3 separate regions of the Mus musculus genome follow, and all the other regions are linked to region 2. The links are chromatin loops, found by intact Hi-C in ENCODE. Cell type or tissue: left cerebral cortex. All regions are shown on one strand.

Region 1 (2,500 bases), 76 kb before region 2:
GAGGCTGAAGCAAGAGGATTGCCATGGTTTTAAGGCCACACTGAGGGACATCATAAGACTGTCCAGAAGGAAAAAAGTGGAATAAACTCACTTTTTGTCACAAGTCATTTGAGAAACTCATGCACTCAACTGGAATTTTCTGGATTTTGTTGTTTTGTTTGGGCTACATTCAACAGTACACATTTTACTTTGCTACTTAGTATATACTTTTGTAATGATAGATATATAACAGGATAAATTTTTAACAGGATAAATATATAACAGGATAGATAGTTTTTTTAATAAAACATTTATTTTTACTATAACAGATACCACAGTAAATTGGTGAATTCTAATTCTTTAGGGAGTTATTGTGGCTTTAAGTTCTATTGTGGTTTTTGTTTGTTTGTTGTTTTTTGAGACAGACTCTGTAGTTTCACTGGCTGAACTGGAACTTAGAGATCCAAGTGCTGGGATTAAAAGTGTGCAACATTTTTTTAATTTTGGTCTTCATACAAACACATTTGCACTGTCACTGAACTATACCTTCATCCCCTACATAGACCTTTTATTTTTATTTGTTAAGATTTATTTTTGTGTGTCCATATGTGTTTGTGTGAGTATGCACACACATGTGGACAGGTGACATAGAGTCTAGAAGATGTCAGGTTCCTTGGAGCTGAAGTTAGCGAGCTGTCTGGTACAAGGGATGGGACCCAGTTTCCGTAAGTCTTCTTATCTGCTAAGCCATCCCCAGCCCCCCTACATATTTCATACACCTCTTTTTCTCAGAAGACAAGCCAGTGTTTACTTTTTTCCCTTATAGCTTGCTTGTGACACTGGGACTATAACTTAGTGGTAAAACTACCTACAATGGGTAAAGTCCTAGGTTTATATCCCCACTACTGGCGGAAAAAATTATAATTTTCTCTTTCTAAAAATAACATTTTTTAAAGCTAGGCATGGTGGCACATGCTTCTCATCCCAGCACTTGGAAGGCAAGGACAGGCCAATCTGAGTTTGAGGCCAGCCTGGCCTGCATAGTTCCAAGACAACCAAAGCTATATCAATAGGTCTTGTCTCAAAAAAAAACTTTTTTTAAAAAGCGGCTAAAGGAGGGTGGTGACAAGATGACTAAGTGGGTCCCAGTGTTTGCATCCATGCCTGACAGCCTGAGCTCGGTTCCTAGAACCAATTCCTGCAGGTTGTCCTCCACACACACTTGAATCCTCATACATACACTAAATAAATGTAAAAAGATTTTAACTTACTGTGAGTACTTGCCTACTTATGACACACAGGACATTGCATTGTCAGTACACAGTGAATTTTCTTTAGTAAAAATTGTCAAAATATTATTTATAAGTATCTTGTGCCTTAATTTCTTTGTTTTTGTTTAGTCTTTTCATCTAGTGTAAGGGATTGAATCCAAGGCCTTGCACACTTAAGTCAGTGACTCTACCACTGAACTAAACCTAGACTTCAACTGTCATTTACGAAAAATACTTTTATATGTTTATATATAATTTATACATAGTATTTATATTTTGTATATTATGTATTTTAAATTTGCACACGTGTGTGGGAAGTTTTTGATGGGAGTAAAGTTTCAATTTTACAAAATGCAGCGTCCTGCATATGGGTAGCACAGCAATGTCATATATATAAACTGCATCTTTTTTTTACGATTGATTTATTTAATTTATGTATATGAGTATACTGTAGCTGTCTTCAGACACACCAGAAGAGGGCATCAGATCCCATTACAGATGGTTGTGAAGTTGCTGGGAATTGAACTCAGGACCTCTGGAAGACCAGTTAGTACTCTTAACAGCTGAGCCATCTCTTCAGCCCCCTATAAACTGCATTCTTAAAAATGGTTAAGATGGAAACTGTTATATTTTAGTTAAGCTTGGTGGCACACACCTGTATTTGCAGCACTCAGAGACAGGAGGATTGTGAATTCTCTCCTTAGAAGAATAACATGGTGATTGTATGAAGTAATGATCTGTTAACTTGCTTTTCAACAGTTCTGCGTTTTCCAGTTGGTGAGCACTGAGAATAATCGCTATAGTTTAGATCACATTTCTTCCCTGTTCACTTCTCAGGTAAGTTAAACCGTCCTGTGCATTTCACACAGGTGCAGGAAGGAAGTGTTGGCTATACCCTGGGGAGGTTGCTTGCCCGGTAACCATAGCTTTTTTTTTTCTTTTTTTTTTTTAATCTGAGACAGGGTCATTTAAACACAGGAGTTTCAAACCAACTTAGCAACTTTCTGTAATTGCCAAGTAGAGTCTCACAGAGACTGTCTCAAAATTCCTTACCCCCATTCTGTTATCATAGGATTATATTCTTTTTTTTGTTTTAAAGATTTATTTATTATATGTAAGTACACTGTAGCTGTCTTCAGACACACCAGAAGAGGGCAACAGATCTCATTACGGATGGTTGTGAGCCACCATGTCGTTGCTGGGATTTGAACTCAGGATCTTTGGCAGAGCAGTCAGTGCTCTTAACTGCT
Region 2 (2,500 bases):
TAGACTCGAATTGCAGACTGGCGGGAAGGGGCTCTCAATGGAAATTACCTAAAACGAAAGCTTCAGGATGCTGCAGAACAGCTAAAACAGTATGAAATAAACGCCACTCCTAAAGGCTGGTCCTGCCACTGGGACAGGTACGCACTCTTCTCCCCTTCTTACCTTTCACCTTTGACATCTCAGACATGATTTGTGATCACCACCACCGACGCCATGACAGCCTGGCTGGAGACTGGGCAGCTGCAGTTATGGTGCTGGGCAGGCAAAGCCTGCAAGCAGATCTTGGCCAGCCACACATTCGGAAAACAAAAAGCAGTGTTTAAAAGTGTTCCATGTAACAGATTTTTTCCCAAGATTGGACAAAGCCGGTTTTTACTCTCCAGAGTGTTGCACGGAGTAGGGCGGGCTTGGGGGTTAAGCGCATGCGAGAGCTCTGTGCGCTTTACAGGACCTCTGGAAGCAACTACTCCTGATTAACCTCGGTGAAGTTAAGGAAAACTTCGTGACTGCAGAAGTGAATGAAGAACAAGATTACTATCCTCTGCCAGCAGGTCAGATGAAAACATTTCTTTTTATATTTGGCTTTTCTTGATTTTTTTTTTTTCGTTATTTGAAATCTTTGCTCTTTTATTTTTCAGCTCCCAGATCCTCTCCCTCTCTTTAGCTTTCACTGTGTTTGATATCAAGAATTTGAAATGAATTCCACGGTCCAAGAGGGGAAGAGTCACCTTTCACTTCGATGTTCTCTTCTTTGGAAGGGAAATTAGTGTTCTAGGCAACTGAGTCCCTTCATTAATGACACTTGAAACCCGGTTTTACATTGGCAAAAAAAAAAGACCAAACAAACAAAACAAATGATTTCTAAGTCATCTGTTGGAGAGGGCTAAGGGCTGTATTCACAGAGCTGCTGGCAGTGCAAATAGCTTTGAGTTATCCTGGGTTCTCCATCCACAATTGTCAAAGCTCTTTGTGGCCTTTGTGAATAGCAGTCCATAAGAAGAGGTTCGTCCCTGTGAGAGCAGACTGCTTGCTGTCCTGGGACAGGACCCAGTGGAAGTGTCTCTGTAGGAGAACAGATTTTAAAACATGGGTTTTCTTTCTTGTGATTTAGGGATCATAGACGATATTTCTATGTAAACGAACAGTCGGGCGAGTCTCAATGGGAATTCCCAGATGGTGAGGAGGAGGAAGAAAGCCAAACAAAGGAAGTTAGAGATGAGAGTCTGCCTAAGCTGACCGTGAAGGACAAAACCTGCACTGATCCAAACTCTACAGAATCCTCTGAGAACCCGACAGGTAAGACAGTTTATTCTGTTCTAGTAGAACAATAGCTTTAGAGAAAAGAACATCAGTTTTTTTATTATAGGACAACTTATAGCATAGGAATAACATGCTAATTGAAGTCCAACTTAAACTGTGACAACACACGAGTTTGCTAAAAGGAATTAAGTCAATGTATCAGTCTGCCATCAAAGTAAAAAAATAAAATGCTACCTTTTGATCTTAAAATATTTCATGCACTGAATATTAATTAATACATGTTTTGTGTACTCTGTTAGTAAGTACAAATTTTATGTATCAAACAAAAATAATTCATAGGGCTGGAGAGATGGCTCAGTGGTTAAGAGCACTGGATGCTCTCTCACAGGTCCTGAGTTCAGTTCCCAACAGCCACATGGTGGCTCACAACCATCGGTAATAGAATCCGATGCCCTCCTCTCATGTGAACTCATAAAAAATTTTAAAATGGAAAAAAAAAAAAAAGATAACCATACTTCTTTCATGTAACAGAGAAAGACAGGAATGGCTATGCGAGGACTAAGTTTTGGAATTTCCAGATCTGTGAAGTAAAAATGAGGATGGTTTTTCATTTTATACAACTTGATATTTTGGCCTCATTTCTGACTTTCACTAGTCTTCTAAGTATTAAGTATAAATCAAAATGATAGGCAGAAAAGCTATAGAAGTAGAATCTATTCTAGCAGTCAATGGGATTTAAGTTTGTCAGTGGTATTTTTAGATAATCTGATCAGAAATGGGTAAAACTTCCCATTTAAGATAGTCCTAGGGGAATTGTAATGGTTTTATGATCCGACACCCCCCCCCCCGCCCCCCATCTGAGAATGCCCAAGCAGAGACCTACCAGCTTTATATCTCACTCCTGAAGCCAGACACGCTTTTTGAAAGGCTCTCTCACTGAGACCTGGAATTGCTTGATGAGGTTAAGTTTACTGATCTGGACGTGGTCCACCTTCTGTGCTTCAATTCTGCTGAAATTCCAAGCAGGCACCACACATGCCTCTCTCACTTTTTAAGACAGGGTCTCACTGTGTCAGTGATCTGGTACTTGCTATATGGGCCAGGCTGTCCTCCAACTCAGGATTCATCTACTCTGCCTCCCAAGTGGTGGGTAGACTGTGGCCACATCCAGATTGTTTGTTGTTTGTAAAACATGGTTGGTACTGATTGAACTCAGATTGTCATGCTTGCACCATATACA
Region 3 (2,500 bases), 68 kb before region 2:
GACATCCCGTAGGCCCTTCTCTCCAAATGGGCAATAGTTATTTTGATTTTAATTGATTTTTTTAATGATCTATGTACTTCATTATAATTCTCTTGGATTCAGATTTCTGGAAGTTATTCTGGTTCTGTACTTTGTTATTGCTGTTAGAAATCATCTGTGCAGAATTAGAGAGGAGGGACTCCTGACATTTCTGAGGTTGCTCTGTAGTTACATATTGCCTTAGGGCCTTTTAGGCCAGACTTCCTTCAGTGTGAGTATTTTATAATATTCTAAAATATTCCTTTTAATTTTAGATTTTCTGCCGAGGTACCGAGAGGAACTTGGATCTTTCATGGAATGAACTAAAAAAGGAAATTACTTTAGCTGTTGAAAATGAGGTGAGATGTGGGAGAGAGTGGGAATGATAATGTTGTCTGTCTAGTTGAACTGTCAGACTTGATCATTTTTATCATGGTAGTAGAAAGTAGAAATGCTTAAGCCTTTTCATCAGGGAGTTTGATAGGTATTTACATATCCCATAGGATTTCATGCATAAGGAATATTTTGTAGAGAAAAAACCCCAAAAAGTTTCACTTTTCTCTGTTTGTCAGCTCCAAGGAAGTGTGACGGAGTATGAATTCTCCCAGGATGAATTCCGCACTTTACAACAGGAATTCTGGTGCAAGTTCTATGCCTGCGTTCTCCAGTATCAGGAAGCCCTCTCCCACCCTCTTGCTCTACATTTGAATCCTGTCACAAACATGGTGTGCCTTCTCAAGAAGGTAAGGGAACTGGAGCATTCAGAGCTCCTCTGCAAAGTTCAATGAGACTATATTGATGCACTTTGAAATTACAAAAACAGCACGATGGCTCAGGCCTGTATATCCTAATATTTAAGAGACTACATGGGAATGCCCTTAGGATCCCAGGTCAGCCTCTGCTTCAACAAACAAAAACAACAATGGTGATAACACAAGAATTTCAGTATTTCCTTCACCCATACTCATTGTTGGCTTCAATTTTGGTGAGAGGGTTGGTTGGTAGCTGGGTAGATCTTAGTGCCAGGGATTGAATCTGAGCCTATTCATGCTAATAAGCACACATAATGCGCTGAACTGTATCTCCAACCCCAGTTTGCTTTTCTGCATTGTTTTTGTTTTCTTCCTCTTTTTCCTCCTCCTCTTGTTCTTTTTCTTCATTTTTTTATCCTGAGTCACTGATGCCTTGATATCGGTAAATATTTCAGCACACATTAACACAGATACTGGAACTGGAGACATGGCTTAATGATTAATAGTGCTCGCTACTTCTACAGAGTAACCTGATTCAATTTCTAGCATTCATGGCAAGTGGTGATTACTTGTAACTCTAGCTATAGGGGGTGAAGCACCCTCTTCTGGCCATTTCCTTGCTACCTTAAGACTACATCTTTTTTTTTTTTTTTTTTTTAAGATTTATTTATTTATTTTATGTATGTGAGTACATTGTTGCTGTCTTTGGACACACTAGAAGAGGGCATCGGATCTCATTACAGTTGGTCGTGAGCCACCATGTGGTTGCCGGGAAGTGAACTCAGGACCTTTGGAAGATCAGCCAGTGTTCTTAACCACTGAGCCATCGCTCCAACCCCCATCTTTTTTATATTGTCTTTTGATTTAAATTTGTTGTTTCCTCACCATTCAGTGTCTAAGTACATTCTGTAGATTTTAAGTTCAGTCTGTAAAGTCTTTGCCGTACAAGCAGAAAGACCCTAGCACCCATGAGGAAATGCCAGCTATAGTTGTGCATGCTGTGGTCGCAGTGATGAGGAGACAGAGACGGCTTGCTAGTCAGCCTACCCTAATTCGTGGTTTCCAGGCCAGTGAGAAACACTGCATTCCTGAGAATGACAAGCAAGATTATCCTGTAGGCATACACACATACACATCACCACTCAGATGAACACAGACACGGGTAAAAAATGGAAGGCTTAGCTCACAATATTGTTCTTTCTTTCTGTGTCTCTGCTGAGAGTCAAACCTAAGGCCTGCATGTATTAGGTAAGCCCTTTACCACTGAACTACATCCCCTAACCCCTTTCAAGTGTTAAAAATGACATGGAAAATTATGTGTACATATTCTACATAGCACAATTTGTTGTGATACATTATGGATTATGAGTTTCTTTTTGAATTATTTAAAAGAAAATAACTGAAAGGTTTGTACTTGCAGGGGTATCTGTCTTTCCTGGTGCCATCTTCCTTAGTAGATCATTTATATCTCCTGCCCGATGAGCACCTTTTGACAGAGGATGAGACGACCATATCAGATGGTAATAATTTTTCTATCTAATTGACCCCCTTCCTATATGAACCTTATATTTTATTTCAGTTGATTGATAAAATTACCACTGTGACCTGTCTTGATGAGTTTACCTTAGTCACTGAAGTTTTTTTTTTTTTTTTTTTAAGCTGGAAAGTCTTAAGTACATATGCTATAGAAAAGGGATCCTTTCTATCTAATTACAGATGCTTCTTTTAAT

Evidence for each region. A loop is a pair of places that touch in the nucleus more often than their neighbours do. Peaks named below come from ENCODE experiments on the same cell type or tissue, not always from the same donor. Only the 100,000 strongest peaks of a DNase experiment are listed, where the experiment ranks them.
Region 1: a loop joins it to region 2, with 4 times the contacts of the local background. A loop is called at or near these places in 18 of 42 quality-filtered maps.
Region 3: it touches region 2 in a loop (2.6-fold over the local background); 19 of 42 quality-filtered maps call a loop at or near these places.

The regions. Positions count from the first base shown.
Region 1 is chr2:90,691,044-90,693,543 of GRCm38, forward strand. Nup160 (nucleoporin 160) reads left to right here. Exons shown (of 37, transcript NM_021512.2): 9 at 2,010-2,087. Among named protein-coding and RNA genes, the nearest start is that of Nup160, 15 kb to the left of the region's middle. In left cerebral cortex, no CTCF peak of the experiment used is centred here; no DNase peak of the experiment used is centred here.
Region 2 is chr2:90,767,405-90,769,904 of GRCm38, forward strand. It overlaps Fnbp4 (formin binding protein 4), which reads left to right. Exons shown (of 17, transcript NM_018828.3): 11 at 4-137; 12 at 1,112-1,296. Among named protein-coding and RNA genes, the nearest start is that of Agbl2, 14 kb to the right of the region's middle. In left cerebral cortex, no CTCF peak of the experiment used is centred here; a DNase peak (open chromatin) is centred at 1,158.
Region 3 is chr2:90,699,823-90,702,322 of GRCm38, forward strand. Nup160 (nucleoporin 160) reads left to right here. Exons shown (of 37, transcript NM_021512.2): 13 at 294-377; 14 at 591-761; 15 at 2,191-2,290. Among named protein-coding and RNA genes, the nearest start is that of Nup160, 24 kb to the left of the region's middle. In left cerebral cortex, a CTCF peak has its summit at 1,375 (motif pointing left); no DNase peak of the experiment used is centred here.